Regions from separate parts of the Homo sapiens genome. Here regions 1, 2 and 4 are each linked to region 3. The links are chromatin loops, found by intact Hi-C in ENCODE. Cell type or tissue: IMR-90. All regions are shown on one strand. Links, peaks and the distances in the headings refer to the core of each region. The heading gives the core; the rest is flanking DNA. Region 1 has its middle 310 kb from the start of HGF. Region 2 has its middle 300 kb from the start of HGF. Region 3 has its middle 62 kb from the start of CD36. Region 4 has its middle 340 kb from the start of SEMA3C.

Region 1 (7,741 bases), core at 1,773-6,772, 760 kb before region 3:
GACCCAGCATCTTTACTCTGAAAGTCATTGTTGAGTATGGATGCGCTGTTCCCAGCCAATGACTGAAGGGAGCAGGGATCTAAGAGAGGTCCAGTCTTGGGAGACAAGGAACTCCATGGACCAGCAAGATGCCTCATAGCCTCCCCAAGGCCTTGCTGAGCTTGTCTGCAACTGTACAACCTTTTACTTTATGGTCCAGTGAAAGATAAGATTTTTTTTTTCTTCAATTTCTGCTTGGAGTCAATTAATATTTACTCACATGATTAACATATTTGGTTTAGGTTCTGGCATCATATCTTATGTAATGCTTTCTGTTTTTACTTTTTCCCCTTAATCTTTATTGTATTATCCTTGTATGTGTGTGTTTGTGTATTTTGATAATTGAAAGGTTTGTATATTCATTTTAGTAGTGACTTTTATGGCTATTCTCATTTCTCATCCTACATTTTAAATTCAGGTTTATGACTTGTTTCTACCATTTACTAGATCTGCAGTCTTCGTCAGGTAGGTTACTCAATCCATTTAGACATTAGTTTTCTCAATGAAACATGGAAATGAAGATATCTTCATTTATTGGTTAATAAGAAAATTAAGTGGCAACATATATGACATACATGCTAAATTAAAGGACACTTTTTAATTGTTTTTTCCTTCTGTTCAGGTAAGATTTAGAGAATAATTAAGCAAAGTATTCCATATCAAATATTAGTTTGAAAAATGAACTAAACATAATTTGAATCTCTTACAAATTCCAAGCAGGTATAAGAAATGCAAAATATTTTTATCTTAGAAGATTTATTTCTTATTACCTGAATAGCTTTGAATTGTATTGAGCACATCTTTATCTGATTAATTATAACATTTAAAAAATCTGGGATTTGGAAAAATGTGCAAAACAAACTAAATATGACTAAGATCTTAGGCATTTATTTTTTAAAATGATCTCACAAATGCTTTGTAAGACAGGTCTGCATGGTTCATGCCTACCTGAGCCCTTCTTTCTGCTGAAGTCTTTTCTTCTGCCTAAATGAGGATGTCCAACTGTGTGCAGCTAGTGAAGTTATATTCAAGCAGCTTTCCATCTGCTTCAGTGTTTTGAGGAAACTTCCTTACATGATCTAACTTCAAGCAATCTTCTGCTCTATAACAGAAGGCTGTTAATGTTGATGAAATGGCTTATTAACACAGTGCACCCACATCTGGCCATCAGGTGCTCAAACTCTACTTCCTCTTTCTATCTTTATCTGTCAGTACCACACTGTCTATTCTCCCAGAAAATACAATCTCTTACTATCGTTGTAGCTGTCTGATTAGAGCCCTTCAATAAAACATTGTATTAAGAAGAGGAAGGAAATTAAATATTAAGTCTAATTTAAATGCTCTGGCATTTGCAAACATATCATTATATTACATTCTAATAAAACTTCTGCAATAGTTTAATGAGCTTGAAAGGCTCCTCCACTAAGCATGATGTTCTGTGCTGAAATAATCTCACAAAAGGGTGTTAAGCTCTGCCTTTTTCTGGCTGCTCTCTCCTGTTTCCCTGCCCTGTAAATTCTAGCCACATTGACCTCCACTCTGGGTATCTCTTCAACCCAGATCACCAGGTTTTGCTTAGATTCCACCTGTCTGTACTGTGGACAGAAGTTTCCAGACAGTGAGCTGTGGCAATCCCAGGGTTGACCTTGCTCCCTTTCCCTCAGGGTCACTGTTCTGTGCTGTCTGTTGTCCAATGTGTCAGACCAAAAATTAGATTGTATATTTCATCTCATTCTTTTATTTTTTTTTAAGATAAGTATGCAACACCAGTCCTGGCTACTCCTTCATGGAGAGAAGTGAATTGAGAATTGACATCGTTTTAACTATAGCAATTTCCTAACATAAGTTAGGATTATACATACAGAACAGACTGTAAATGTTATAAGCCCAGATTATGTACAAATTATATAAATAAGAAAAAAAGGAAGGAAGGTAGAAGTGGAATGAGATCATTTCCCTTTTGTTTTATTGCAAGGGTTAAACATCAATTAAGTAATTTGAGACAATTGAAGTTAAAAAGGTGACCAAGCAATCAACATAATTAACTAAAATTGGAATGTTCAGAGAGGGAAGAGGTGGGGGGAAGGACAATATATTAGTTTCGTCATTGTTTACGGTGAGGATGCAATCAATAGTGTATAAGTAAATAGAAAAAACTAATACAAATCAAGTACTCATATATTGGGAAACATGATGTGCTGACCTAGTCATAAATTCTGAAATATCTGTGTAAGAACAAAGTATACAAGAGAGATTATAAGAGAAAGAAGACATGGATGGCGCATGTGGAGGGAGAGATTGCATAGCGGGACACATTCTGAAGAGTGAGATAGCCTCCACTGGGGAGGACAGAGCCCATCCTGGCTACCAAGCCTGCTTGGGGAGTGGCTAGTGATAACAGGGAAGGTCTGGAAGCCCTGACTTGGAGATGTATGTAGGGAAATGGTAGAGTTAAACCTTCCCTGGACAAGAGACTGAGCCTCAGAAAAGTCAACAAACATGCCCAAGTTATATTGAGGATTCAAATTCAGGTCTGCTTAGCTCCAGTGAACTTGTTCTTTCAGCTGTAGCATAACATCTGCCAACATGAAAGATGTCATGCCTTACACATATGTAATATACTGTGTATAACAACGCATTATTTCATCCCCCCCAACCCAACCACTCTAAAAATTGATATCAGACAATCCCTTAGGGAAGGAGAAGTGTCACAGAAGAAAAAAAAATAGCAGAAACAGATCTTAAATTCACAACATCCAGCACTTTTTTCATTTTCATGGCCATTGCTACCCTACTCCATTTAGATATTATAATTTCTCCATTTGCCCCTTCAATAGCCTACAAATTGGACTCACTGCCTCCAGAAATCTTACTCCCAATAATATTACACACACATAATCCGTTACAGCACCTAAAAGGTTATATGAGTACTTTTTTTTCACATAAACATGAACTAACTCCTTGGTTAGATATGTAGGACCCATCAGATACACATTGTCACTTCATTTCTCTCTTTTTCTCCCTAATTTTTTACATGAAAATGATGCTTCAGATGCTCTAAATTACTTACTGAAATTATATTTTGTATGCCCATTTTCCACATCTTGCTTAATCAATTCTCTTCACCTGGCATGTTTCCTCCTATTTTTGTCTCTGAGGCTATTGCTGATACTCAAGGTATAAAGAATCCCTGGCTGGGCATGGTGGCCCACACCTATAGTCCCAGCACTTCGGGAGGCCGAGGCAGGCAGATCTCTTGAGACCATGAGTTGGAGATCAGCCTAGGCAACATGAAACCCCGTCTCTACGAAAAACACGAAAATTAGCCAGGTGTGGTGGTACACACCTGTGGTCCCAGCTACTCTACTCCAGAGGCTGAGGTTGCAGTGAGCCATGATCACACAACTGTACTCCAGCCTGTGCGACAGAACAAGACCCTGTCTCAAAAGAAAAAAAAAAATCCTTCTTCATTCTTTTAGCTACTCTTCTCATTTGGAAAGCATGGCATAATATAGAATTTAAAAAGAACAATATGTATTGACTTAAGAATGTGTACATATACTTATTTATGTATGCACATATATTTATGAAATATATAGGTTTCATCTATATATAAATTTATAATATATTATGAAATATATAACTATTTTATTAATGACAATATATAATACATATAATCTTAATTTATTTTAAAATATTATATTTTACATTTGAGAAGGCTCTGATTAGTGATGAGTGCCAATTTCCTTGATTTACCTTATTATTTGAGAATATTTAACCACACATTACTACGTTGGTATTAAACATTCTATGAAATATTTAGTAGAATTAGGACATTTTTCCATGCAAAATGGGAATTTTATAAAATTCATAGTATTTATAAAAAGTATTAATAATATGCAATAGTAAGATGAAGCAGCAGATGGAGCTATAGAACTTACTAGTATACATTACTCTTCCTTCTCCAGGCACTTTTTATTGCTGCCTTTGAAGTAATTGGGGATTTGAGATACACAAACACATGTTTTTCCTATTACCTGAAACTTCAGCTTATATGAGTGTATTATACATGCAACATAAGAGTCTGTCATTTCCAAATTAATGGATAGGTTATATTCAATCTTTAAAAAAAACTATATTATTAGTAACCAGAGATTATTAGTAATTACATATATCTTATTAAAAATAAAAATCATTCAATGACACTTGTTACAGCACAGTAAGGACAACTTCATTCAGGATCTATGCGATAGGTATAGGAATCATTGCAATGGGATTTTGTAGTAGGGGAGAAGAGATTGGGCTCACCTCTGGATGCAGTATGGGCAAATGGGAATTTATGGCCAAGGAGCTGTGTGGGAGTCAGGGGAAGGAAAATTTCCAAGAGGAAATATCAGGGGTAAGGGGGATTCTTGATAAACGAATCTAACAGGATTCTTGCTGATTACAGGCCAAGGTGATTAGAACTTACCTGGAGGATGGAGGATGAGGAATCTGATTAGACATTGAGGGTGATCGGATACTAAAGGCAGGGGATTCTTGCTAAAATGACTTAACAGGGTTCTTGCTAAAACTGGATTTTACAAGGAAGTAAGTGCATATATGGGGCTAAGAAAAGGTCTAGAAGCCTGACTAAAGTTTGGTCAAGCAAAGAATCTTTATCAATTTCAACAACATTTATGCCTTAATGATGTTAATATACTATGTTGTACATTCTGGAAATAAAACACATTTAAAAATATCCAATGGTTGTTTTACTATTAATTTTTTAAGCTACACCTAGTATTTACCTGACTAGGCATCACTCAAGAGGAAGTCAATCCACATATTATGAATATCATATACTCAGCTCATATCCCAACTTATCTCCAACAATTCATTCTTGAAGCCTTCTTTGATTTACCCTTCTGGAGCCAAAGCTAGTTGTTGTTCTTAAGTGATCTATTTTCATCAACTATTGAAATTGATAATTTAATTTTCTATCCTTCTGCTGGCCTCTGAGCTTTATATCCATAGTCCCTGGCACAGAGCCTGGCATGTGGCTTGTACTCAGTAAACACTAGCTTCACTGAATAATAAGAGACGTGTATTTGGAGTCTAGGAAGGAGCAACGAAAGAAACCAGGAACTCTAGATAAAGCACAAGAAACGCAAGGGAAGTAAAGTGACGAAGGGGCTGGGCATGATCACACATGCCTGTAATCCCAGCACTTTGGGAAGCCAAGGTGGGCGATTGCTTGAGATCAGGAGTTTGAGACCAGACTGCCCAACATGGTGAGATTCTGTCTCCACTAAAAATACAAAAGATTAGCTAGGCATGGTGGCATGAGCCTGTAGTGCCAGCTACTGGGGAGGTTGAAGCATGAGAATTGCTTGAATTCAGGGGGCAGAGGTTGCAGTAAGCCAAGATAGTGCCAGTGCACTCCAGCTTGGGTGACAGAGAGAGACTGTCAAAGAAAAAAGACAGAAAGTAAAGTGATGAAAAATGATGGCAGGTTTGTAAGTGCCTCATTTACACCCAAGAGTGACATTATCTTTGGTTAATAGAAATAGGATTGGCAGCTTGGAGTAATTCCAGACCAGTTTTGAGGCTGTATTAGTCAGGGTTCTCTAGAGGGACAGATCTAATAGGATAGGATAGATGTGTATATGAAGGGGAGTTTACTAAGGAGTATTGACTCACACGATCACACAAGTCCCACAGTAAGCCATCTGCAAGCTGAGGAGCAAGGAAGCCAGTTCCATTCCTAAAACCTCAAAAGACAGGATGCCAACAGTGCAGCCTTCAGTCTGTGGCCAAAGGCCCAAGAGCACCTGGGAAACCACTGATGTAATACCAAGAGTCCAAAAGCTGAAGAACTTGGAGTGTGATGTTCAAGGGCAGAAATCATCTGGCATGGGAGAAAGATGAAGGCTGGAAGACTCACTAAGTCTGTTCATTCCACTCTCTTCTACCTACTTTATTCTTGCCATGCTGGCAGCTGATTAGATGGTGCCAGCCCCACCCCCTCCCCCACACACACACCAGACTGAAGGTGGGTCTGCCTCTACCAGTCCACTGACTCAAATATTAATCTCCTTTGGCAACACCCTCACAGACACACCAGGAACAAAACTTTGCATCCTTCAATCCAATGAAGTTGACATTCAATATTAACCATCACAGAGGCCATCATAATACTTTGGAGAGACACATTTATGCCAGTTAATATCAATGGTCAGGCAGTTTACTTAAATAAATGAAACAGGACTGATAAGTACTATGGAAAACTGAGAGCACATATCATATCTAAGGAGATGGCATCTACTCAATTCCTAAAGCTCATTGCTTTGTAGGAATGTGGCAGTATTCTAGATCTTGTAACCCTATAGTGGGAGCCAAAAATAATAATCTTACAATTATATGAATTGGTAGTTAATTTTAAATTTTAAAACCTATATTTGGTTTAAGCAAATTATGCCCGTACATTTGACCTTTCTCAAAGACAATTTGCTTTTCCTTGACTCAACTAGGGTAATGACAGTAATGGTGGAGAGGCAGTGGTGGATTCCAGAAACAACTGGGAAGCAGATTGGATAGAAATTAACAACTGTGATATACACACAGAGAAGCATAGAAATATACATTTATAGCTTTAGTTATGCAATATTTGAATGCAGTTGTTCATCTGAGCAATGGCAATTTTTCTACCTTGTTATTCCATCTTTACCTACTCCCTAATTTGTTTTAAGCCACATATTTTTAAAAAGTTCCTAAAGTTTTATTTTAATGGTGGTCTCTCTCTTTATTCTATTTATGTAACATATATATGTTAATATATGTTCCTTTATTATCAAAGTAATACATGCTCCTTGACTGTTTAAAGATATAAGGAAAATCTCTCCTTCCACCCAACTTTTTTTCCACAGAAATAACCACAATTAAGAACTTGTTTTATATCATTTCAAACTCTCATTTATAAATTTAAAACCCATTAAATATATAGATATATGCACTATATTGTTTTGTATATAGTTGCTCTATTTTTATAAAGGTGAAAAAATTGTGTGTATGTCTATTTTTTAAAATTAATTAATTAATTTTTTCTAAGTTTGCTTTTCCATAAGTTATTGGGGTACAGGTGGTATTTGGTTACACGAGTAAATTCTTTAGTGGTGATTTGTGAGATTTTGGTGCACCCATCACCTGAGCAGTATACACTGCACTATACTTGTAGTCTTTTATCTCTTGCCCCCACAACTCTTACCCCAAAATCCCCAAAGTCCATTTTATCATTCTTATGCCTTTGCATCCTCATAGCTTAGATCCCATGTATCAGTAAGAACCTACGATGTTTTGTTTTCCATTCCTGAGTTATTTCACTTAGAATAATAGTCTCCAATCTCATCCAGGTCATGGCAAATGCTGTTAATTCATTCTTTTTTTGTAGCTGTGTAGTATTCCATCATATATATACACCACAGTTTCTTTATCCACTCATTGATTGATGGGCATTTGGGTTGGTTCCACGATTTTGCAATTGTGAGTTGTGCTGCTATAAACATGCATGTGAAAGTATCTTTTTCAAATAATGACTTGTTTTCCCTCTGGGTAGATACCCAGTAGTGGGACTGCAGGATTAAATAGTAGTTCTACTTTTAGTTCTTTAAGGAACCACCACACGGTTTTCCATAGTGGCTGTACTAGTTTGCATTCCCACCAG
Region 2 (7,741 bases), core at 1,617-6,616, 770 kb before region 3:
CTGGGTGACAGAGCAAGGCTGTCTCAAAAAAAAAAAAAAAAAAAAAAAAAAGACTTCCTCCTTCGCTTCACTTTAGTATCTCAAAGTCCCCAAATTAGTCAATCATTTGAATTAACTCACTGAATGTTTCTGTTAACATATCTCTTAGAAATTTAAGAATTTTGGAGAGGCTTTTAATGGGGACCTACCGCCACCCATATTTGGGTCTCAAGTAGAGATGAATTTAGTTCACAACTCATTGGTTCATAAAAAGTAATTATCATTCGTCTGTACTGGGCCTTTTTCTTATTTTATATTATTTCATTTCCTCCCATTGCTCATGCCTTCTCTTCTTCCTGCAATAGGGGCTCATTATAATGTGATTGATATAGGTACTTAAATTGAAAAATAAACAATGATGTTTTGTGTGTATATTTCAATTTCCATAAATGAAATAGTTATGAATCATATTCTGTTGCTATTTTCAGACTCAAAATTATTCTATTAAGAGCCATCCATATTGCTTTATGTATACCCACATTGATGCTTTAATATTGTGGCTATATAATATTCTTTCTTATGCATTCACCAAATTGTATTCACAAATGCCTAGTAATAGACAGCAACAGATCCTGCAATTAAACACACACCATACTGAATAAAGTGTCTATACATGCCTTTTAATGCATCTATCCAAGAATTTCTCTGGTGAAACCTTTTTTAGAAGAGATATTACAGGACCATGGGATATACACAACTTTAATTCAAGACTGCACTCTAGAATGTTCCCAAGTTTACACTTCATCCTCATAAACATTGGCTTAACCAGTATTGTATTCATTGCCTACATAATGTGTATCGAGTGATTTTTCATTGTTTCTTTACTTTCATTTTTCTCATTACCGGTGAAGTTGAGCACCCTAAACATACTTCTTGGCAATCCTTATTTTCTCTTCCATGAAAAATGGATTTATATTTTCATCCATATTTTTCCAATTAGGTTTTAAAATTTTTATATTGATCTTCAGTACTTCACCTTATATTCTAGATACCCATGTCGAATTAACTCGATTCTGGCAATAATCTTTAACAGTCTTTGCACATCTGTGCATTTTTTTTTTTTTTTTGAGACAGAGTCTCACTCTGTTACCTGGGCTGGAGTGCAGTGGCACAGTCTTGGCTCACTGCAACCTCCGCCTTCTGGGTTCAAGCGATTCCCGTGCCTCAGCCTCCCAGGTAACTGGGATTACAGGCACACATCACCATTCCCGGCTAATTTTTGTATTTTTTTTTTTTTTTTTTTTTTTAGTAGAGACAGGGTTTCAACATGTTTGCCAGGCTGTTCTTGAAATCCTGGCCTCAGCAATCTGCCCACCTCGGCCTTCCAAAGTGCTGGGACTACAGATGTGAGCCACCGTGCCTGGCCTGGTTCGTGGTTTCTGACATGTTTAAAAAGTACTTCCTCTTTTATTTATTTTACTTATCATTTATCTCTCATTTGATTTTGAACAATCTTGGAATAACTTTCTCAAAGGTAAGAGGTAAAGAAGCAACTTTGTCATCATATTGTTAATCAGTTTTCCCAAAGGAATTTTATCTACTGAATTTGATTTTTTATGCTGCACATGTTGTATACTAAGCTTCCATTTTTACTGCTGGTGCAGGGTCCAGGACCCCAGTGCCTGGATAGTTGTGCTTCTGGGCACATATACCCTGAGTGTTATCCTATTACCCAGTCCCCAGATCCCTACTCTTATCTCCCTTAATCCTTTTAATGGGTTGCTTGAAGATAGAAGTCGCTCAAAAACCTGTCTTAGTTGTTCTGAAGGAGAGGTTCCCTCTGAAAATCTAATCAATACTGACAGAAGAGAGAAAACTCACCCCTTTTAAAAAATCTCAGTAAATCATTTTGCCCTGCAGTGCTCCATCAATGAATCAGTGATGTGATGTACTTTACTTCTTGAAACGTTTACTTAATTTCTCAGGACAGGGAATACTGTGGTAGAACAAAAGATTAAGTGTTCAACTATTATTTTCAAATTAGATTTCTGAAAACAGTAGATTTGAAATTGTATCATTTTTTGTTTTTTGTTTTTTGTTTTTAAGATACAAGTGTTACACCTGGAAACAATAAGGCTCATACTGTAAAGCCTTAGATGAAGGGATACAGAATATGATATAAATTTCAGCACATGGAGAGCCCTGCAAGGGACTTAAGACTGACTTGTTGATCTTTGCTGTCATTGTCAATAATTACAGCAAGCAATAGATGGGCCAAAAAGCCACCCCCCAGAGACATTCCACTGCCAATCTCCCCAGTATACAAACATTACATGAAGGGGCACTGGTTATTCCAGTTCAGGATTTGCTGTTAAACTTGACTTGGATCACATAACATTGATTTGGGTAAGTAAATAGGCAGAATCACCGAAGATCTTCAGTCATGATGATCATACATGGTGTTATCCAAGGCTGATTGGGCCTCAGGAGAAACATATGGATTTGTAGCATTCGGAAAATTAAGACAAGTTTGTGCAGATCCATAGGTTTGTTTATACATAATGAGGCTCCATGTTCCAGAGCTGCTATTAGGGCATCAAGAACAGCAGAGTGGTAGAGGACAAACCATATACATATGAGTTTTTCTGTTTTCATAGCACTTGGATGCTCTGGACAAACACAGCACTGACTCAGATTGTCAAGTGTAGTTGCCTCTTGATTAACCACACTGTGGTGCTAGACCTATGGGGAAAAGGGACCATTAATTGTTCTGCTCTTTCCTGAGTCTCCTGGAGCTGAGGTGTTCCCTATGTGCCAGGGTTTTTCTTCCTCCACTACTAAAAAATCCACATGTTCCATTTCAATGGCTATACATTCAACTTTTCTCCAGTCATCCCCGATTCTCACCCAGATCTTTATCTAGAAGGGTCAGGCACATGTAGGACAAGGGCATTATATCTATTATATCTCCCAACTTGGCCTGCATGGGTCACTAAGGGAGACTCAATGCAGGAAGACGAGGTAGCTCACAAAAGTGGTCATGATATTTATTTTGTTCCAATAATCAAAATAGCTCAATTAGAATTAAGTTTGAGTGCTCAAACCCCTTTTTGTCTCAGCTTCCACCCAGAGATTTACCAACCCTAAGGGGTGGTTGTCAAGGGAATGAAGAAGGCATCAAACCCAAGTACTGTCAGTGCAGAACCTGAATCTTTAATATAGGTCTATATAACCATTCACTCCATTTGTCCTGATCATTACTCAGGAAATGGCTAAGAGGAGATGATCCATTCAAAAAGATGACTATTTCATGCCCAAACTGCCTTATTAAGTATAGGGACTTGTAGGGGAAGAGGGAGATAGAGTCAGAAATTTTTGAGCTGAATTTTGAGGAGGCTGTTTCCCCATTTGGTAATACCAGATGTCTATGGAAGGTAGGGAATGTGGAATATCTATGACATTTCTTGACTACTGGTCCATTGTTAACTGGCTTTTGTGATAAAAGACACTGTATTTTCTGACTGCAAATGGCCTGGAAACCTGAAAAGGTGACACAGATTAGTTTCAAGGGCCATAGTAGTGTGGCTGGAATTGGCCAATTGGACGAGAAGAGCAATAATGTAACTTGATAACATGTCAACAGCAATGAGTGTGGCATCATTGATAACCCTGAGAGGAGGTCAAAAGTCCAATGTAGTCAATCTGTCAGGAGCAGGTGGGGTCACTATAGGCTCTACATCCTGTGGCCTTCTTTACCACTGGACAAATGGCTATCTTTCAGCAGGAGTCAAAAGTCTGATAAGCAACAGTAACTTATCAAAACATAAAGTCTATTTTTGTGCGCAGTCTCTAATGTTGGATGAATTGTCATGTGCGGTTTAATGCTGCAGCTAGTTGGCAGTCATGGTCATCTAGGCAGTGCAGGTTTTATTCGGAGCTGGATTTCAGCCAGTCTTATCAGAGAACAGGTTATTAGCATGGGTATTTAAGCAACTCAAACATCTGATAGGCAGCTGTGGCTTATTGCCACAGTTCGCCAGTTTTCCAAGTGGCAGTGCAGTTGGGTATGCTATTGGCAATTGTCTAAGAGAGAGTCAAAATCGAACATTTTGTCTTTAAAATTATTATTTAAAAGTATTATATAGTCTTTAAAAGTATTATCTAAGGCAACGGTGATGTGATGATGGCTTTCAATTCAGCCCCTCGTTCTGAAACTTACTGCAGTTGGTCTTCCAGAGTTATTATCGGGGAAAGACTGGGGATGCCACCCAGTGGACACTATCAGCTATTAACTCAGCTGAATCATCAGGGAATCAGGTCCAAGCCTTTAGAGGAAACTCTGTAAATCAAGGCCTCCATTGAGCTTGCAGCTTTGATTCAGACAGCAGAATGAGAAATAAAATTTCCCCTAAAAGGGTAGGTGCAACCACTTCATGTAAAACCGAGATGCCACCAGGGCCAAGCCAACTATACCATTTCATTTGATCAGCAAGGCTTGCTGGTCTCTTGTCAGTCATGGAGTCTGATTGATCCACCCTAATATGGGAGGACTCAAAACTTCCAGCTTGCAGCTGCTCAGTTTCAGCAGGACAAAAACTCTCTTCCGTTTAGAAGGAATTTACTTGCTTCAGGCAGGTGGCGCCCTTGTACTGGGAAGTTGCCACTCCTAGTGTTCCCACAGCAACTGTCAGCTAAATGATCACGAAAGCTGTGATTTTCTTCTTTCCTCCTTCCTCCTGGATTCTATTCTGTTTTTGCTGGACCACATAGGGGGAGACAGGAATCACCACTCTACATTGCGCAGTACCTGCACAGAAAAATTAACTCTAGACTTTATGAGCACTTACAGTACAAGCACATAGCACATTAATTCCAATTATACATCCAATAGTGGAAACTACAACAGTACATTGAATAGCCCCAAAGGCTGCCCCCTCCCCTCCCTGAGGTCGCTTTAATTTTCCTTTTCCACTGCAATTTGCCCAAATCTATTAGTTGAGTCCAAGTACATTTTTCCTTCTCAAGCACATAGACCAAAGTGTTTAACTATACTGGTCAGGGGCTCTAGCCACAGCCACTGGGAGATTATACTATTCTGTAACACAAAAGTACAGGAATCAGGGAAGTAAGGCCACGAGGGACTAAGATGTGGGAAGAGGTCATAGAGGAAATTATTTTTCTTTCTCTGTCCTGAAGGAAATACAAGTATTTTTCCCTGAAATATTGAGGATTGTTAAGTTAAAAACATCAAGGACGCAAGAAAGCACTCTGCCTCAACCTCTGTTTGCCTGATGGCCAGACATCAATCCTTCCTTACTGTAGACAGCACTTATCAGGCCAGAGAAGGCACCAGCAGGCACCAGAAAAATCTGGAAACAGATTTACTGTCTTCCCACATTTTTTCACTTTTTAAAAGACTACAACTGCTCTTTTTTTTTTTTTTTGTCTTGTCACTCTATAGGATTTATGCCTCTTTGTTGAAATGCTATTTAATCAAGGCCCAAGCCAGTGCTTTCTGAGAGAAATACTTTTGAACTGAGGCTTCTCCAAATGATGGGTACAGCATTTGTTAATAAGCTTCTGCTTGTTTTTCATTTATTAATTTGATGTTAGTTTTCAGGAGAGTGTCTCAACTAAGAATCTAAAAAGGGAGAGAAGAGAAATGATGTTTTCTTCCCTACAGTCTGCAGCTTCAGGTTAAGCATTTTCTCCTCTCAAGTGCATCTCCAGACTTGAGTCTGGGGACCCTTTTCTGCCACTCCACCTTCCTCCCTTTATGGTTCCTCCCCAAAATTCTTGGCCCTATGGCCACCTCTATGTTTAGCATACCCTCTCGAGGAACTCAACTAGAATAGTGACTTGTGTGCCTGTATTCAACATAGCTATAAAATTGTGAGTGCTTCTTCTTCCCAATGTTCCTTAGCATACTCAGCCTTTTTTCCTGAAGCAAGAGAGGTCAGTACAAAGGAGAGAGAGGGACATGTAAGAGTGCATGGAAGGGGAAAGCAGCTTTGCTCCAGACTTGACTAGACTTAGCATTTACTTAACAGTTTTAAGGAACTGTACCCTTGGTCTCCCAGGCTCAACAGTCTTTTAATATTTTCTGTGCAATTAAAGTTCTAAGTCCAACTTGCTGAAACCATTTCCTTTAGCTATATGTCCACCTACTTCCCTGTTGTCATGAAAACATCCTTCTTCCTCCTACCTGGAAAAGCATGAGCCATTTAAGTGACATTTCAATCCCATTTCTTGCTGCTCAGATTCATTCACAGATATAAGAGCAGGGGGCTTTACTAGTATTCCTCACCCACCTCCTAGGCAAAAGTATTTATTAACTGATTCTAGGGAGTCTTATAGCTTCAAACCCAGTCCAGGTCAGCTCTTGTCTTTCCCCTCCCAGAAAATTCTGTCTGTGCCAACATTTCATGCTTGTCAAAATGGCCAGAGTCTGGGGTTTTATTCTGCTTACCAACTAAGTTAGCTTGTTACTGTGTTGTGGATGCTTGCAGAAGACACACAATTCCAGTATCAGAGACAAAAGACTTTATTTAGGCATAATGCAGCAAGTAGCAAAATCATCTTACTTGCGTTTGTTCTCCTTTTCCCTCCCACCCCCGCCTTCAGTCCCAGTGGGGCGGGGTGGAAGGGTCCAGGGAGATACTGTGCATTCAATGTGTTTTTTTATTGCAGCTGGGAATCTGAGCTTGGGAATTTACTGCTTTTATTGTAAGTAGTAGGCAATCCTACTTTTCGAGTGGATAGGTTACCTCACCATTCAAGATTGCTGGCTGCAAATTCAACCCAGAAAATGGTAAGGAATGGTCAAAGCCTTATATTTTTGGCATAACTGGCAAGAAGTAGAGGGAGCTCAGGGCCCATGGAAGATTAACATTTACTACAGATAAAATAAAATAAATGAAACATCATATTTATTTGTAAATGAAAACTAAATACATTTTAACCTTAAAAGCCACAGGAGATTTTACAGATAAAAACTAATATTTTGAGTACATAAACATTTAATGTTTTCAATGTGTCTGAACAACTGAATTTATTTTAATATGAACACAAAATATATTAAAGATTTTAATAACTTTAATTTATTTGGAACTAATTCAGATTGGTATGATAAGCCCCCAGCATTATAATAGATAAGTGGATAAAGGATATAAATTAGTAGTTTATAAAAGGGCTTCTAATGACTAGAAATATTTAAAAATATTTCAATATTTCAATTTCTATTTCAAGTATACAAAAGGTAATATTTTTATTTAACAAACTAACTTTTCTTAAGGAAAACATCCAGCGTTGGTGAGGTTTCTGAGAAAACACTTTCACACAGTACTTTTCAGTAAAACTTTTCTGGAACTTGCAAATGGTTATCAAAAGGTTTACAATGATTATGTTACTTAATGGAGTAATTTATTTCAAGTAATCTACCTTAACACTTTATCATAGAATAAGTACTAAATGTATTATATGCATTTTTGGTGCACTTGCAAATTCTGTTTGAAAAGTGGCAAATGATAAATAAACGCAAAGCTCCCAAAGAAGTCTGAAAATGAGATACATATTTATTGTCAAAAAATTCAGTTAGAAATTACATATAAAGAGAAAAATTTGAAACAGACTTAAATTACCAGTAGGGAAATGAGTTTTAAGATAAAGGCTTATATAGGAGTAGAATATTTTTGTAACAAAGAAAGTGCTTTTTGCAAATAGTCTACATTTTAAGTAGGAAAAAGAAAACTAAACGCAATGT
Region 3 (7,741 bases), core at 1,787-6,786:
GCGGCTGAAGTCATCTCAAAAGCTTCCTCACTCACATGTTGAAGTGGGTTGAGAAGATTCATACAGCTGGAGACCAGATATGGGGTTCTGCAGGCATTTCTCTACCTCTATATGGCCTGTCTAGCATGGTGGTTTCAAGATAGCCAGGCTGATTACATAATGACCAGTGCTCCAAAGGGACAGTCTGAATAGAAAGACAAAGCCAGGCAGAAGCTGCGTCACCTTTTATGACCTGGCTAGGCAGTCATGCAACATCACTTCTGCTGCATACTAATAGTTAGAAGTATCTGCCTGCATTTATATGGGTGCTGGTCAGAGAGAGGAGGAAAAAGGAGGCTTATTGGGTAAGAAGCAGCATGGTGGGAGAGTGATCATAGAACATTTGAGTTATATCAAACTTATTCTTACAGTGTTATTCAAGCCACCAGATCCAATGAAATGCTTTTTTAGTCCTTATCTCACTTTGATACTATTAATACTAACCATTACCCTAAACCCCAGGAGGAGTCCATCCTTTGACTCCCACTGCATCACTCCTCTCCCGGGTTTTCTGTCTCCTCTCAGTCTGCTTTCCAGCTCATCACCTTCTAACATACCATAGCCAGTTACTCAGCAAATCCTGACATTTGTCTCCTTCATATTGCTCAAATCTATCCACTCCTCTCCATCTCCAATGTCAGCTCTCTTACTCTATGCCAATATCACTATTCCTTTCATTCAACACATATTTCCTGAGTACCTACTATGAGCCTATCACTGCCATAGGAGCTGGGTCTTATATACAAATAGACTAAAATGTCTGTTCTCTTGTTCTTCCTCCCTCTCTTTCTGCATATACAAGCACATAAACACAATTCTTAATTGCATGCAAACTTGTATCTATCTATCTATCTATCTATCTATCTATCTATCTATCTATTGAGAGAGAGAGGGAGAGAGAGAGCGTGAGCGCACACCTTGTTGGGAGATAAGCACAAGCAGAAAAAAGAGGAAAGGGTGGACTTGAGGTAGAATGCAAATTTAATAGTGATTAGGGATGACCTCATGGGAAGGTTATTTATTTATTTATTTATTTATTTATTTATTTATTTATTTATTTTTGAGACAGAGTTTTGCTCTTGTTGCCCAGGCTGGAGTGAAATGGTGAGATCTCAGCTCACTGCAACCTCGCCTCCCAGGTTCAAGTGATTCTCCTACCTCAGCCTCCCGAGTAGCTGGGATTACAGGCATGTACCACCATGCCTGGCTAATTTTGTATTTTTAACAGACAGGGTTTCTCCATGTTGGTCAGGCTCGTCTCAAACTCCCAACCTCAGTTGATCCCCTCGCCTCAGCCTCCCAAAGTTTTGGGATTACAGGCATGAGCCACTGCGTCCAGCCTGGGAAGGTTAGTTTTAAGCAAAAAAGTTGAATGGGATGAAGAAGAAAGCCATGAGTATATATAGTAATGTAGATCTTCCCTTTGGGCAGGGGGCAAAGCTAACACAAAGACCACGCAGTGGGAGTGTGCCTGGCATATGCAAGACTGGACAAATTTATCAGGGAATCTGGAACTGAGTGATGGACAGGGAAAGGAATAGAAAGTAAGATCAGAGTTAAAGGTGGAAGGTGGACCAATTACCTGTGATCTTGAAGGACATTTTGTGAACTTTGGCTTATACCCTGAGTTAGGGTTTTAGGCAGAGGAGTGACATGGAACAATATTTTAACAGGGACACTCACTGCTGGGTTGAGAATAGACTGTGGTGTAGGGGGTGAGGAGGGTGGCAAGATAGAAACATCCTTTCCACATAAGAATGATAGTGGTGGTTATGACCACTTGCCTAGAATTCCAATAGCAGAGGGATTTTTGTTTTAGTTTAAGGATAGAAAATATTTTAGCACACTCATTTGCTTAGGTGGAAGAATTAACCTTAGATAAAAAGGATAATACTTTCTGCACTGACACAAAATTGGAGAGATTTAGATGGCAATACATGAAAATAAGCCTGCTGGTGGATGAAAAGCAATCTGAGAAATTGCTGACAGGGTAGCCTGTTTGCTCTGTGAGTTACAGGGTGAAACTTGTGGGCTCTTTGGGCATGGTCCTGACAGGATGACAGCTGTCCTTCAGTCTCCAAACAATGATGTTAAGAGGGGTGAGCAGAATATGCCAAGGTTCTCTCTCAACTTATTAGAAGCCCCATTCTATGTTGCTTTAGACCCTGCTAAACTTAAGAGTATTCCCAAAGCATTTCTCTAACTTGAGCTTGAAAGTAGTATTGTAATAGACAAGGTTATTAATATATAACCACCTATATTCAAGACCTAGCCTCTTCTCTATTGCTCACTCTATGTAAATGATTCTGCTGCCATTCATTCTAGGGTTGCTCAAGGGAAAAGCTGTTTAATAACATATTAGCCCTTGCATTTTAGATGATCTGTTCTTACCATTTTCAACTTCAGAGTTTTCAATTAAAAGCACAGTTTGTTATATGGAGTGCCCTAACTTTTTTTTTGAAATGGAGTCTTGTACTGTCGCCCAGGCTGGAGTGCAGCGGCACGATCTCTGCTCACTGCAACCTCCACCTTCCGGGTTCAAACAATTCTCCTGCCTCAGCCACCCGAGTAGCTGGGACTACAGGCGCCCGCCACCACACCGGCTAATTTTTTGTATTTTTAGTAGAGACAGGGTTTCACCTTGTTAGCCAGGATGGCCTCGATCTCCTGACCTCGTGATCCGCCCACCTCGGCCACCCAAAGTGCTGGGATTGCAGGTTGAGCCACTGCGCCCGGCTGTAGTGTCCTAAATTTTATGGGGCACTGTGTGCAGTTGAAAATCATATGGGCCTTTATTTGTAGCCCATTTGCCTCTGCTCTGAAGGCTGGCTACTTATATCCTTGATGTGTTCCTGAAGCCATTAAAGTTAAGTGTACAAGCATGGCCTATGTTTCAGACTGAATCATTCCAAACATAATCGTTCGGTTTCTTGCAACTCTGTCTAATTATTTGTCACCATTTAGTAACAAAAATAAATTTAATGTGTTTATATATAGATGAATAGAAGATGCTAGGAAACCTCAGTCTTCTGTGTATGGTGGGGTAGGACTGGGGGAGGTGGGAGGGAGGGCAGCAGGAATTTTAGGGGCCTTATAGGCCAGTTAAAACCTCTACCTTTCTTCCTGCCTTTTCCGGTTCTGATTGCTTTGAAATGTGAAAAGCTTTGGTAGAAGTAATTAATTTACTCTGAAATTATCAGGTATTTATGCTTCAGTGTAAATTCAAGTTCAGGAGGTAGAATTTGATGGGTAGGAAAAAGTGGAAAGCTTGAATACAGGGTCACTCCTGGAAAACTGGGAATGGCATGCTACCAGAGAGAAATCACAGTGGATCAACTTCACCCCCTCAAAAATGAGGGCAAGTATGTGTTTATAATAATGTTCACAGTTGAGGATCTTAAGTTGCATTGTGAACAATTCTTAGCAAAAGGAAGGGGGAAAGTTTCCACAATAGAACACACCTTTCTAACAGCCTGTAAGTGGCAGATATGTTTTTACATAGATCATCCAAGACTCTCACTATTTCTGCATGCAGTCTCTAGATCAACCTCTGATTAATGGATGTGACGAATTATCCCCCAATAATAAGCCTTGGATACACCCTTCGTTGGGAAATATTCTACAGCGATTCTGTTAAGCAGCTACAGATCTGACAAGTCACATGCTATCCCCTCTTAAATATGGGATAGCACAAATTTTCTTCAAGTGTTGCCTGCAATAGATATTCTATGTAGTCTCAGACTGTAGTCATTAATTTGAATCTTAAACTAAACGTTATTGCTGGGATGTGGTTTGCAATAGTATTCATGGAGATATAAACAGAGTTTGGACTGTTGATGAATCTTTGAATTACTGGAATTTAGACTGTACCAGCAGAGAGGCATAAACTTGCTGTTAAAAATCCTAGAAGGGCAGAGGAAGTATGAAGGAACAAGTAGGACACTATGCGGCTTCTGTCACATAGATTTGAAAATTAAGTGACTCCAGCAAAATGAAGAAGTTTCCCCATCTTTCTCCCATGAGCACCAAGTGACACTTTAACCCACAGAGGGAATGAAAGTCCTTGTGACACACAGTAATAGAACAGCAGACTGTTTTAACCAGAGCAGAGAAACTTGCAGAAGTCCAAAGGCATATAGGAGCCAAAATAAACACTAGCCAGAATGAGTGAAAGATTTTGATTCCCGGAGCTTGAGGGCACTGAGAGGGCTTAGCAGAGTGGAAGGTTGGTGAAGGAGGGCTTACCTGATTTGAGGCTCACAGTCCCACCGCCTCAGTCAAGAAAGGGAAAAGGGGCTTTGAAATAACAGTAACCAACACTTGTGTTGTGCTTTGTAGTTTATAAAGCCAATTTCCATACAACCTCAACTGCCCTACAAATTAGTAGTGCATTATTATTTATTGTCTACATTTTATGGGTGAGAAGATGAGATTCAGACAAGTGAGATAACTTACTCAAGGTCACTTCTTTATTTAGTGTCAAAACTATGACCAGGACTCAAGTCTTTTTTCATGCTTTCTCACTATATTGAACAATTTCCCATTTAGTAACATGCGTATGTAGCCATGCCATTAGTTCAATTTAAAAAATGTGTAGGAAATATTTTATATGAAGCATATCTCTATATGTTAAATCAGTGATAGGCACTATATTAATACACTGAATAAATGTGCCAAAGTCAGAGGCCCAGTCTTTCAATAAAGAAATAGCGTTTCCATTTTTCCTCCTTGTCACGCTCCTGTATCTAACATTGGATTTCATCTGCCATCTAGTGGAATTTTCACAAATTACATGTTAAAATCGTATTCCCTGCATCAGGTTGTCCAAACTGTTTCTGAAATATAATCAAAGTCTTCATCTTCACCTTATTTAAGCACGTTTATGTGGCAGATGTTTTCTTTTCTCAAAAATTAGTAAGTTTTCTGTCATCCTGAATTTGGTACAAGCTTGTTCTTGACTAACATGCTGTGTGACCTAGGACAATTATCTTTTCCTAGGAAAATTATCTTTTAAAAACTTTGTTTTCTCTATCACACACTGAAGTCATTTACATATGGGATAGCACAAGTGAAGTCACTTTCAGCAATGAAATTTTTGACTCTACCTTTATTATAGTAAAGTATTTATAGTATAGTAAAATACAGTATTTATTTAATACAGTAAAAATCACTATGATTTTTAAACATCTATATTTTCCCTTTATTCCCCCACATCTAACTATTCCAAACCCCTAATCAGAGCATTCCTATGGATCAGTGAGTTACTAGGGTGACATAATTATGTTAAAAAATCAGAAAATAATGACATATATCACATATGTCATGCGAAAAAAGATTTGAAAATGCCCATTGAGTGAACCATTGAATTTGTGTTTAAAAAAAAAGAAAAAAGAACAACGTGGATATGTTTATAAATTTTAGTAGATCATCACATAAAATCTAATTCCTCTTCACAATAGCTTTGTGAGGCCATTAAAGCAAGTGTGCTATCACTATTTGACAATGAGTAAACAGAGGCACAGAAATATTTATTGACTTGATCAATCTCATAGTGATGAGCAGTTGTAGAAAATGAATTAAAACTCAGGTTGGTGTTATGGTGCAGACCCACAGCAGCATGATCACCTGGGAGTTTGTGGCCAGTGCAGAATCTGACAGTATTCTAGACCTATGGAATCAGAATCTGCATTCTGACCACATACGCAGGTGATAGGATGTCCATTAAAGTTTGAGAAGCATCAGTTGAGCCCAGGATATCAAAAGCCAGTCGTGTAATATTGGAGGAGAGTTTCAATTTTAATCTGAACAGAAGCTTAAATAGGGCAAAACGTCTCAAGTGAGAGGACAAATTTCAAAATAAATCTTATATGCAAAATATTAAAATGTCTTGAATAATTTCAGACTTGAAAATATAATCAGTGCCTTTCCAGAGCAACAATACAATTTTATTTGTTTAGGGAAAACTTTCTATGACAGTGTATTATAACTAGCTCAAGCTTTTTAAAATATTTAGAATTTTCAAGATCAAAACACTTTGTTTAGCTCAGTTCCTTCAATTTATAGATGAAGCAATAAAGTCCAATAAGAAAATTATCGACAGGACTAAATTTGAAGCTCCTGTCTGTTGGTCTTCTGCTCTTTAATAGCACTTCCCCCCTTACATATGGCGTATGGACTATAATTTGTCTGGAGGACCATTTCCCAAAGTCTGCCCTGCAGAACACCAGTCCTGCAAGTTGCTCTGCAAAAATATGTTTGAAAAATATTGCATAACATAGCTTCTTCATGGAGATTCTCAGCACATTCTCATAACGAATGAGAGGTGCTGTCATAAAGGAATTATTTTTAACTCTTTACCTTAGTTAACCAAGCATAAAATGCTCTCACTTCCTCTCTGATGTCCCCTTCTGCTATTTTTAAAAGTTTATTTTATATATTTAAGTTATATAGCATGATCTTATGGGATACATATACATAGTAAAAGTGTTATTACAGTAAAGTAAATTAACATTCTTCATTTCAGAGTTACCCATTTTTGTTTTGTGGCAAGAATGATAAAAATCTCATAGCATGAATCCCTTAAACACAGTACAACTTTATTTCCCATTGTCTTCATGTTGTGCATTAGTTCTCTAGATTTGTTCATCCTAAGTATCTGCTACTTTGTATCCTCTGACCTACATCTCTGTATTTCCTTCTTTCTATTCACACCCTACAGTGGAAGTAACCACTGTTTTGTTTTCTGTCTCTCTCTCTATTTTTTTCTAGACTAGCTAATGGTTGTCAATTTGTTTTCGAAAAACAAACTCCTAGTTTTATCAATTCTTTCTATGGCTTTTCCATTCCTATTTATTTTTATTCTGATTTTTAAAATTTTCTTTATTCTGCAAATTTGGTGTTTAGTTCTTTTTCTAGTTCCTTGAAGTGTAAGGCTAGGCTATTTATTTGGAATCTTTTTTTAATGTAAGCATATATTACTATAAACTTCCCTTTTAAAACTACTTTCGCTGGTATCCCATAGGTTTTTATATGTTATATTTCTATTGTTTGTCTCAAGATATTTATAAATTTCCTTTTTGATTTCTTCTTTGATCCATTGGTTGTTCAGGAGCATGTTCTTTAATTTCTACATATTTTTTGACTTTTCCAAGATTCCTCATGTTACTGATTTTTAGTTCCTTACCATTGTGGTCTGAGATGATGCTAGATATAATTTAAATCTTCTTAAATTTGTTAAGACTTGTCTTGTGGACTGTGTGATCTGGTCTGGAGGATGATCCATGTGCACTGGAGAAAAGTGGATATTCTGCAGCTGTTGGATGGAAAGCTCTGTATGCCTGTGAGGTCTATTTAATCAAAAGTACAATTTAAGTCCAGTATTTCCTTAAGTTTCTGTCTTGTTTATATATCCATTGATGAACGTGAGATAATAAATTCCCCTACTATTATGGTATTGTATCTGTTTCTACCTTCATGTCCATTAATATTGGCTTTATGTCTGTAGGTGCTTAATTGTGGCATGTACATACACTGAGAGTGTCTTCTAGATGAATTGACCCTTTATCATTAAATCATAACCATCTTTGTCTCTTGCAAAAGTTTTTTACTTGAATTTTTTTTTTCAGATGTAAATATAGCCGCTCTTGCTTTCTTTTGATTATCATGTTCATGAAATATTTTCTTCCATCCTTTTACTTTCAGG
Region 4 (7,741 bases), core at 1,790-6,789, 560 kb before region 3:
TAATGTAAACTATGGAAGTTGAGTGGTGATATGTCAAAGTAGGTTCACTGATTGTAACATGTACCACTCATGTGTGGGAGTTTAATAGTGAAGGATGTTATGTGTATATGGGGACAAGGGTATAGGGAAATCTCTGTATCTTTTTCTCTATATTGATGTGAACCTAAAACTGCTCTAAAAATAAAACACACTTTTTAAAAATTTTGATCAATAGTTAAGGGCCTTAATAGAAAAAGGAGGCCAAATGCAACAAATGCAAGCATAGAAAAGTAATGTAAGTAGAAAGATGGAGACTTTTAGAATCAAAGGAAATGCTAGAAACAAAAAAGCTGTAACAGAAATTAAGAGTGTCTTCAATGAATTTATCAGTAGACTGAACATGATCAAGGAAAGAATCAGTAAGTTTGAAGACATATCAATAAAAACTCCCCAAATTAAAATGGAAAAAAGAATAAAAACACAGAAAAGAACCAGAACTGTGGTACAATTTCAAAAGATAAATATTTGTGTAATGGAAAATCCCGAAGGAGAAGAGAGAACAAAGAAATAAAATAAATATGTAAAGTAATAATGGCCAAAAACTTTCTAAGAATAGTTAAAAGCACACAACCAGAGATCCAAGAAGCTTGGAAAACATCTATAAGCATAAATACACTTAAAAAACAAAAACTACACCTGGGCATATTATGTTTTAATTGCAGAAAATGAAAGACAAAGAGATAATCCTAAAGGAAGCCAGATGGAAAAAAACACATTATCTGTATAAGAACAAGCATAAGAATTACAGCAGACTTTTCACCAAAAAGCATGCAAGCTAGAAGAAAGTGGAGGGAAATGTTTAAAGGATTAAAAAATGAAACCCGCCAACCTAGAATTATATATGAAATAAAATTATTTTTTGAAAGTGAAGAAAAATGAAGATATTCTTAGAAAAAATAAAAACCGGGAATTTGTCAATAGCATATCCCTTACAAGAAATGTTGAAAGAAGTATTTCAAAGAGAAGGAAAGTGATATAGGCATAAATTTTCATCTAAATAAAGAAAGGAAGATTTTCAGAGAAAGAATAAATGAAGATAAAATGCTTCATTTTTCTTATTCTCACTTTAAAATATAACTGTTTATTCCTACTAGGTATGCTAATTACATGGGTGATTAAATAATCTGTACACCAAACACTTGTAATAACCAATTTTCCTATGTAGCAAACCCGCACATGTAACTCTGAACCCAAAATAAAAGTTGGAAAGAAAAAAATTAGAACTGTTTACATTGATAATAGTAATTATATATAGTGTGATTACAGCACATAGATAAATAAAATGAATTCAGCAATGTCATAAGGAATAAGAAAAGGGAATTTGAAATGCTCTAATATAAGGTACATGCACTATACGTGAAGTGGTATAGTGTTATTTGAAGGTGAACTTAGATTAGTTAAAAATGTATAGTGCAAACTCTAGGGCAATCATAAAGATATTTTTAAAAGAAGTATAACTGATGCTATAGTTCAGATACTTGAACCTCCAAACCTCATGTTGAAATTTGATCCCCAGTGTTGGAGGTGGGATCTAGTGGGAGGTATTTGGGTCATAGGGGTGAGTTTCTCATGAATATATTAATGCTCTTTATTGCTGGGGGTATGAATGAATTCTTATTCTGTTAGTTCCCATAAGAGCTGGTTGTTTTAAAAGGCCTGGAAATCCCCTCTCCTGGTTTCTTCTCTCTCACTCTGTGATCTCTGTACATGGTGGCTTCCCTCCCCTTTTGTCATGAGTGCAAGCAGTCTGAGGGTTTCATCAGAAGCAGATGCTGGTGACTTGCTTCTTATACAGCCTGCAGGGCCATGAGCCAGATAAACCTATTTTCTTTATAAATTACCCAGCTTCAGGTATTCCTTTAGCAACACAAGCAGACTAAGACAACTAATATTCTAAGAGAGGAGATAAAATCGAATTTTATGAAATGCTCAATTAAAGGCAGAGGAGGCAGGAAAAATGAACAAAAAACAAATGCAATAAATAGAAAACAGTTACAAACATGATTGATATAAATCTAAATAATTAATAATCACTTTAAATATGAAAGGTATAAATCTACCAATTAAAGACAATGATTATCGGAGTGGATAAAAAACAAGACCCAGTTATATGTTGTCTACAAGAAACCCACTTTAAATATAAAGACTGCTATTTCAATAATAGATGTGTGGAGAAAGACATGATATGCTAACACTAATCTAAAGGAAGCTTGAGTAGCTATATTAATTTTAGACAGAGAACACTTCAGAACAAGAAATATTATCATGGATTAGGAGGGGCATCATGTAATGATGCATCAATTCTACAAGTTGGCATAGTTGTCTTTATCATGTATATAGCTAATGAAAGAGTGTCAAAATATGTCAGGCAAAATTTATATAACTAAAAGGAGACATAGGAAAAATTACTATTATAGAGTATTCAAGCTTCCTTTTAAATAATTGATAGTTCAAGCAGGCAGATAATCAGTAAAGACACAGTTAACCTAATCAGCACTATCAGTCAACTGGAGCTATTTGACATTTATAGCTATTTTATAAATATTGACTAACTGATTGTAGAGTTCATTTGGAAGATGAAAGAGCCTGAATAGCCAAGAAAATACTGAAGAAGAACAAAACTGCAGGACTCACACCATGCAACTTGAAGACTTACTATAAAGGTACTACAAGACAGCACAGTACTGATGGTGAGAAAATAGACCCATAGTTCAAAGAAAAAGAATAAAGAACCCAGAAATAGACCTGCAGAAGTATAGTCAATTCATTTTGGACAAACGAGAAAAAGCAATTTTTTTAAAAAAAGATACTTTTTGTCAACAAATAGTACTGGAATAAGTTGACATTCATATACAAAAAAAAAAAAAACAGGCAAAAATGAAAACAAAAAAATCCCACAGAAGTATAAGTTCTAAAAGAAATACAAGAGAAAATCTAGATGACCTTAAGTATGTTGATACATTTATAGGCACCATACCAAAAACATGGTCTATGAAAAGAAATTTACAAACTGGACTGGATTAAAATTAAAATTTACCTATAAAAGACATTGTTAAGGAAAGGAAAGAATAACCCACAGACTGGGAAAAAAATACATGTTTGATAAAGTTATTGTATTCAAAATATATAAATAACACTTAAAACTCAACAATAAGTAAACAACCCAATTAAAGAATATACAAAATCTATTAATTTAAATTAAAAAAATCTGAGCAGACATGTCACCAAAGGTAATATAGAGATGACAAATAAGTTTGATGAAAATGTTCTCAACATCGCTTTACATTAGGAGATTGTAAAGTAAAATGTTTAGATGTTGGTCAAACAATCTTTTGACCATTATCTCCCCATTCCTTCCTCCCCACTAACTACTCTAGCCTCTGGTAACCACCATTCTATTTTCTAATTTGAGGAGATCAACTTTTTTAGACTTCATTTATGAGCGAGATCATGTTGCATTTGTCTTTTTGTGCCAGGCTTATTTCACCTATCACAAGGTCCTCCAGGTACATCCATGTTGTTGCAAGTGACAGGATTTTGTTCTCTTTCATCAATAAATAGTATTCTGTTGTATATACTGCAGCACTATTCACAATATTCAATGGAAAGCATAGGTTTTTGTTGTTGTATACAACCTGTATCTAATAATGTAATTGCAATATCTGGAATTATTGGAGGTGTGTTTCTGTTTTCTACTGTATTTGCTGATCCTGGCTTGTGTCTTCTTTATGGTGGTTGTTATATTTGATTGCTTGCTAGCTAGTGTTTGAAAAATTACTTTGAGACACAGTTCGAGGATGAAAATAAATGTTTCTTTAGAGGATTTTTGTTTTCTTTTGTGAGGCACCAGAGGGGGCTAGCGGCCTAGGACCAAGGCTGAACGGGTTTTTACCATATTCCGACTTCCCAATTCACACTCTTCAGCGTATAAAGCGTGTTTCACCAGGAGCCCTCGTCTTGCTAGTAGCTGACTCTAATTCATGTCCTTCTAGCCTGTGAGTATGCAGACAGTAGTTACACCCACTATACATTGGTAGCTCCTTCTCCCCACAGCCCCCAACCTCCTCAAAAGCAGAGGAATGGAGATGGGGTTGCGGGGAAGGGTAGAGGAACAGCAGGGCAGTAAAACGGTTGGGTCTTAACCTCTGGTGACATTGAACTCTCTATCTGATCTTAAGAGATTCAGTAGTTCCTTGCTTTCTGATACACCTTTTGATCCCTTTAAAAAAACCTCTTAAAATTATTTTCAGAAGAGTTGGAACAAATATTTAGTCTGAACCCAGAAGCCAAAAGCCTAATAAGAGTTGTTCTTCCAATGAGTATTTAATCTCTTATTTCAGATTGACGCACTATGGACTGCCATTTGGAATCAGTCCTTGGTCCCCCTTCACCTGAAAGTTCCTGTGGGCAAACTCTTTCATGATCATGCCTTTGTGGGATGAGTGATACTGTTGCCAGATACAATACAGGATTTCTAGCTAAATTTGAATTTTAGATAAAATCAAATATTTTAAAAATATATGGGGAAAATACTGCATGGGATATACTTAGGATTTTAAGTTATTCATTGTTTATGTGAAAATCAAGTTTAGATGTGTGTCCTTTTTTTTGCTAACCCTGGCAACCTTAGTGGTGGCTGGCAGGATAAAAGTTTGCTCCAGTGAGAAGTGTGTTTCTAGCAACTCTAGATGTTAAACACTTTAAACTTGTTACAGCAATTAGAGTGAGATGCATTTATAGCATATATTTAGGCACCTCAGTAATGTTTGCTTCAAACAGATTCATAGAATCTCAGCATATGAACTTAGAAAATAAACTAATACACACCATTTATTGTCATAAACACACCATTTAAGAACTAGATATTTGGGAGGTCCTGGGTAGAGACAAAAGTAGAGATATTATGAAAGTATTGACATTTGTTAATGCTCAAATAATGAAAAGCATTCCATGTTATTTCTGGAAAAATGATATTGAAACATATTTAGAAGTAAACAACATTAAAAGGACTTTAGCACAATTATCAAAGCAATCAATTATAGGAACCCAAATCTTCTTCCCTCATACATCTTATTATTTAAAACAAACACTGAAAAAGAATGCTACCTGATAGCTACAACTCATTCAGATTTTCCCATTGTGTTGGTGTCTTGTGTCAAGTTTTTCACAAAACATTCCCTTTTCTAAATATGGTCAAAATGTTATATCCATTAGTGAAATTATCTTACATACCAGTGTAACATCTGCCAGTCAAATCAGCATATTCTCAAAGAGATATGCACATGCAAAAATAATAATTTATTAATTATACCACAGTAGCTTTATTTTGTAATATATGAGATAATATAATTTCAATATATTGATTATTTAAATTTAAGAAGATAGTTCAATAATTTTTAAAATTTGTTTCATTTGTATTTTAAATCCAGGTTTATTTTAAATCTTGTTCTTTTTTGTTTAGTCTTTTCCCACATGCATGAAGTAATTTTTCTACCACCAAGACTCTAACCCCTTATTCACTTTGCCTTTGCATTTACTACTACAGCCTTCATCTTTGCATATCATCTAATTAAACATCGTTGCAGCTGGTCTCCATGTCCAGATCACTTACGCAGATCATTAACAAAAAAGAGCCAAAACTCAGGAACATTTGGACTATCCTCAAAATTTTCTAAAATTCTGCCACACTTCCTTTGAAACATATTTTGCTTTGTGTTTTAGAAAGTTATTTTCCTATTGCCACGTTTTCCTTTAAACAATCCAATATCCATATTGCATTTCTTTGTATATAGTAATTGTTTATAACAAGGTTTGAAATATTGCCCAACATAAAGTATTCATTAGGATATAGGTTTCCGCTACCATAAAAACAATGCAGATATTATAATAGTGGCTAAGGTTTAAATGTGTCTTCCAAAGCTTATGTGTTGGTAACTTAATCCCAAGTGCAATTGTGTTGAGGTGAGACCTTTAAGTGGTGATTAGGTCATGAGATGAATTTATACCATCATTGTAGGAGTGGTTTTGTTATATCAGGGGTGGGTTTCTGATAAAATAATGAGTTTGCCTCTCGCTCTCTCTCTCTGTCTCTGTCTCTCTCCCTCTGTCTCTGTCTCTCTCCCTCTGTTTCTCCCTCTCACCTTCTCTCATCCTTTCTTGCCCTGCTGCCCTTCCACCATGAGATAATGCAGCAAGAAGGCCTTGCCCAATGTGAGCCTTCAATCTTGGACTTCCCAGTCTCCAGAACCATGAGCCAAATAAATTTCTGTTCACTATAAATTAGCCAGTCCTAGATATTCTGTTGCAGCAGCACAAAATAGACGAACACAATAGCTTAAGGAAAATACATTTGTCTTTCCTTTCAAAATCTGAGGGAAGTAGCCCATACCTGATACCAACTGCACAGTATCAACAAGCTCAGGTCCTTCCCCTTTTTGCTCTACCATCCTCAAAATGTTCTGTTCCAAAAAGGCTTTGACAGCTCTCACTACCACATAGAGATCTCAGCCACTGGGAAGATAAAATGGGCAAGGGGAGGACATGTTCTTTTATTTTAAGGGCTGAATCCAGAAGTTATAGCTTTACTGTTCATATGTCATTGGCCAGAACTTAGTCATGTGGACACACTTAGTTACTATGAGTCTGGGAACGTCTTCAGCTTGGTAATTACTTGCATAACAAAACTTCAAGTTATTCTGTACTAAAGGATAAAGTGAAGTGGATATTGGAAGATAATAAGCAATTCCTAGTATGGTAACCATATATCTTTACTTCATTTGTTTAAATTTATCAAATATTTATTATTTATTTATGTGCCTAGTATAGTGCCAAGTGGTTGAAAAAATAGGGATCGACAAAATACGTTTTTACTCCCAAGTAGATATTATGTCTGTCTTGTCAGTGAAACAAATACTCAAAAATGCAAATAAGTTATGTTATGGACTAAATTGTATATTAAAGGATTATAATGGTGGAGTACATAGAGTTTTGAAGGAAGAGTAAGATTAGCCAAGAGAAGAGAATAAAGTATTCAAGGCAGACAGCTCAGAAGTTAATTATTTGAGAAGAAAAATTAGTTTGACTTACTTAAGAACTTAAAGGTTAGTAAGAGCAATAGCAAGAGTGTCAAAGTAAAGAATTATTTATTTATTTATTTATTTACTTTTGAGATGGAGTCTCACTCTGTCATCAGTCTGGAGTGCAATGGCACAATCTCTGCTCACTGCAACCTCCACCTCCCAGGTTCAAGCGATTCTCCTGCCTCAGCCTCCCCAGTAGCTGGGACTACAGGTACCTGCCACCACGCCCAGCTAATTTTTTTATTTTTTAGAAGAGACAGGGTTTCACCATGTTGGCCAGGATGGTCTCAATCTCTTGACCTCTTGATCCGCCCACCTCGGCCTCTCAAAGTGCTGGGATTACAGGTGTGAGCCACCACTCCGGACCTAAGAATTTTTAATACACTTTTTTGAATGGGAAGGAACAGAAGGCTTTTAAAGCCTTACCTCTTTGTTACCGGTTAACCTAGTCTACCAGTGGACTTCTGCATGCACGAAATTAGGTCTCTAACTGAACTTCAAAGATATCCAAATCTTTTCAAAATTTTATCTAATTTGATTAGTGAATACTTACTTTTTGGAGGTTTTACTTATCCTTAAATGTTGCTCTCTCATCTTTCATAAATATTCTTTAAAAATATGGT

What was found. A loop is a pair of places that touch in the nucleus more often than their neighbours do. Peaks named below come from ENCODE experiments on the same cell type or tissue, not always from the same donor. Only the 100,000 strongest peaks of a DNase experiment are listed, where the experiment ranks them.
Region 1: a loop joins it to region 3, with 7 times the contacts of the local background. A loop is called at or near these places in 62 of 110 quality-filtered maps.
Region 2: a loop joins it to region 3, with 7 times the contacts of the local background. A loop is called at or near these places in 84 of 110 quality-filtered maps.
Region 4: a loop joins it to region 3, with 12 times the contacts of the local background. A loop is called at or near these places in 46 of 110 quality-filtered maps.

What each region holds. Positions count from the first base shown.
Region 1 is chr7:81,454,311-81,462,051 of GRCh38, reverse strand. No RefSeq gene overlaps it. Among named protein-coding and RNA genes, the nearest start is that of HGF, 310 kb to the left of the region's middle. In IMR-90, for the core only: a CTCF peak has its summit at 3,976 (motif pointing right); no DNase peak of the experiment used is centred there.
Region 2 is chr7:81,467,083-81,474,823 of GRCh38, reverse strand. No RefSeq gene overlaps it. Among named protein-coding and RNA genes, the nearest start is that of HGF, 300 kb to the left of the region's middle. In IMR-90, for the core only: a CTCF peak has its summit at 4,619; a DNase peak (open chromatin) is centred at 4,613.
Region 3 is chr7:80,696,296-80,704,036 of GRCh38, reverse strand. No RefSeq gene overlaps it. Among named protein-coding and RNA genes, the nearest start is that of CD36, 62 kb to the right of the region's middle. In IMR-90, for the core only: a CTCF peak has its summit at 4,803 (motif pointing left); a DNase peak (open chromatin) is centred at 4,796; H3K27ac peaks cover 399 bases.
Region 4 is chr7:81,253,362-81,261,102 of GRCh38, reverse strand. No RefSeq gene overlaps it. Among named protein-coding and RNA genes, the nearest start is that of SEMA3C, 340 kb to the right of the region's middle. In IMR-90, for the core only: a CTCF peak has its summit at 3,897 (motif pointing right); no DNase peak of the experiment used is centred there.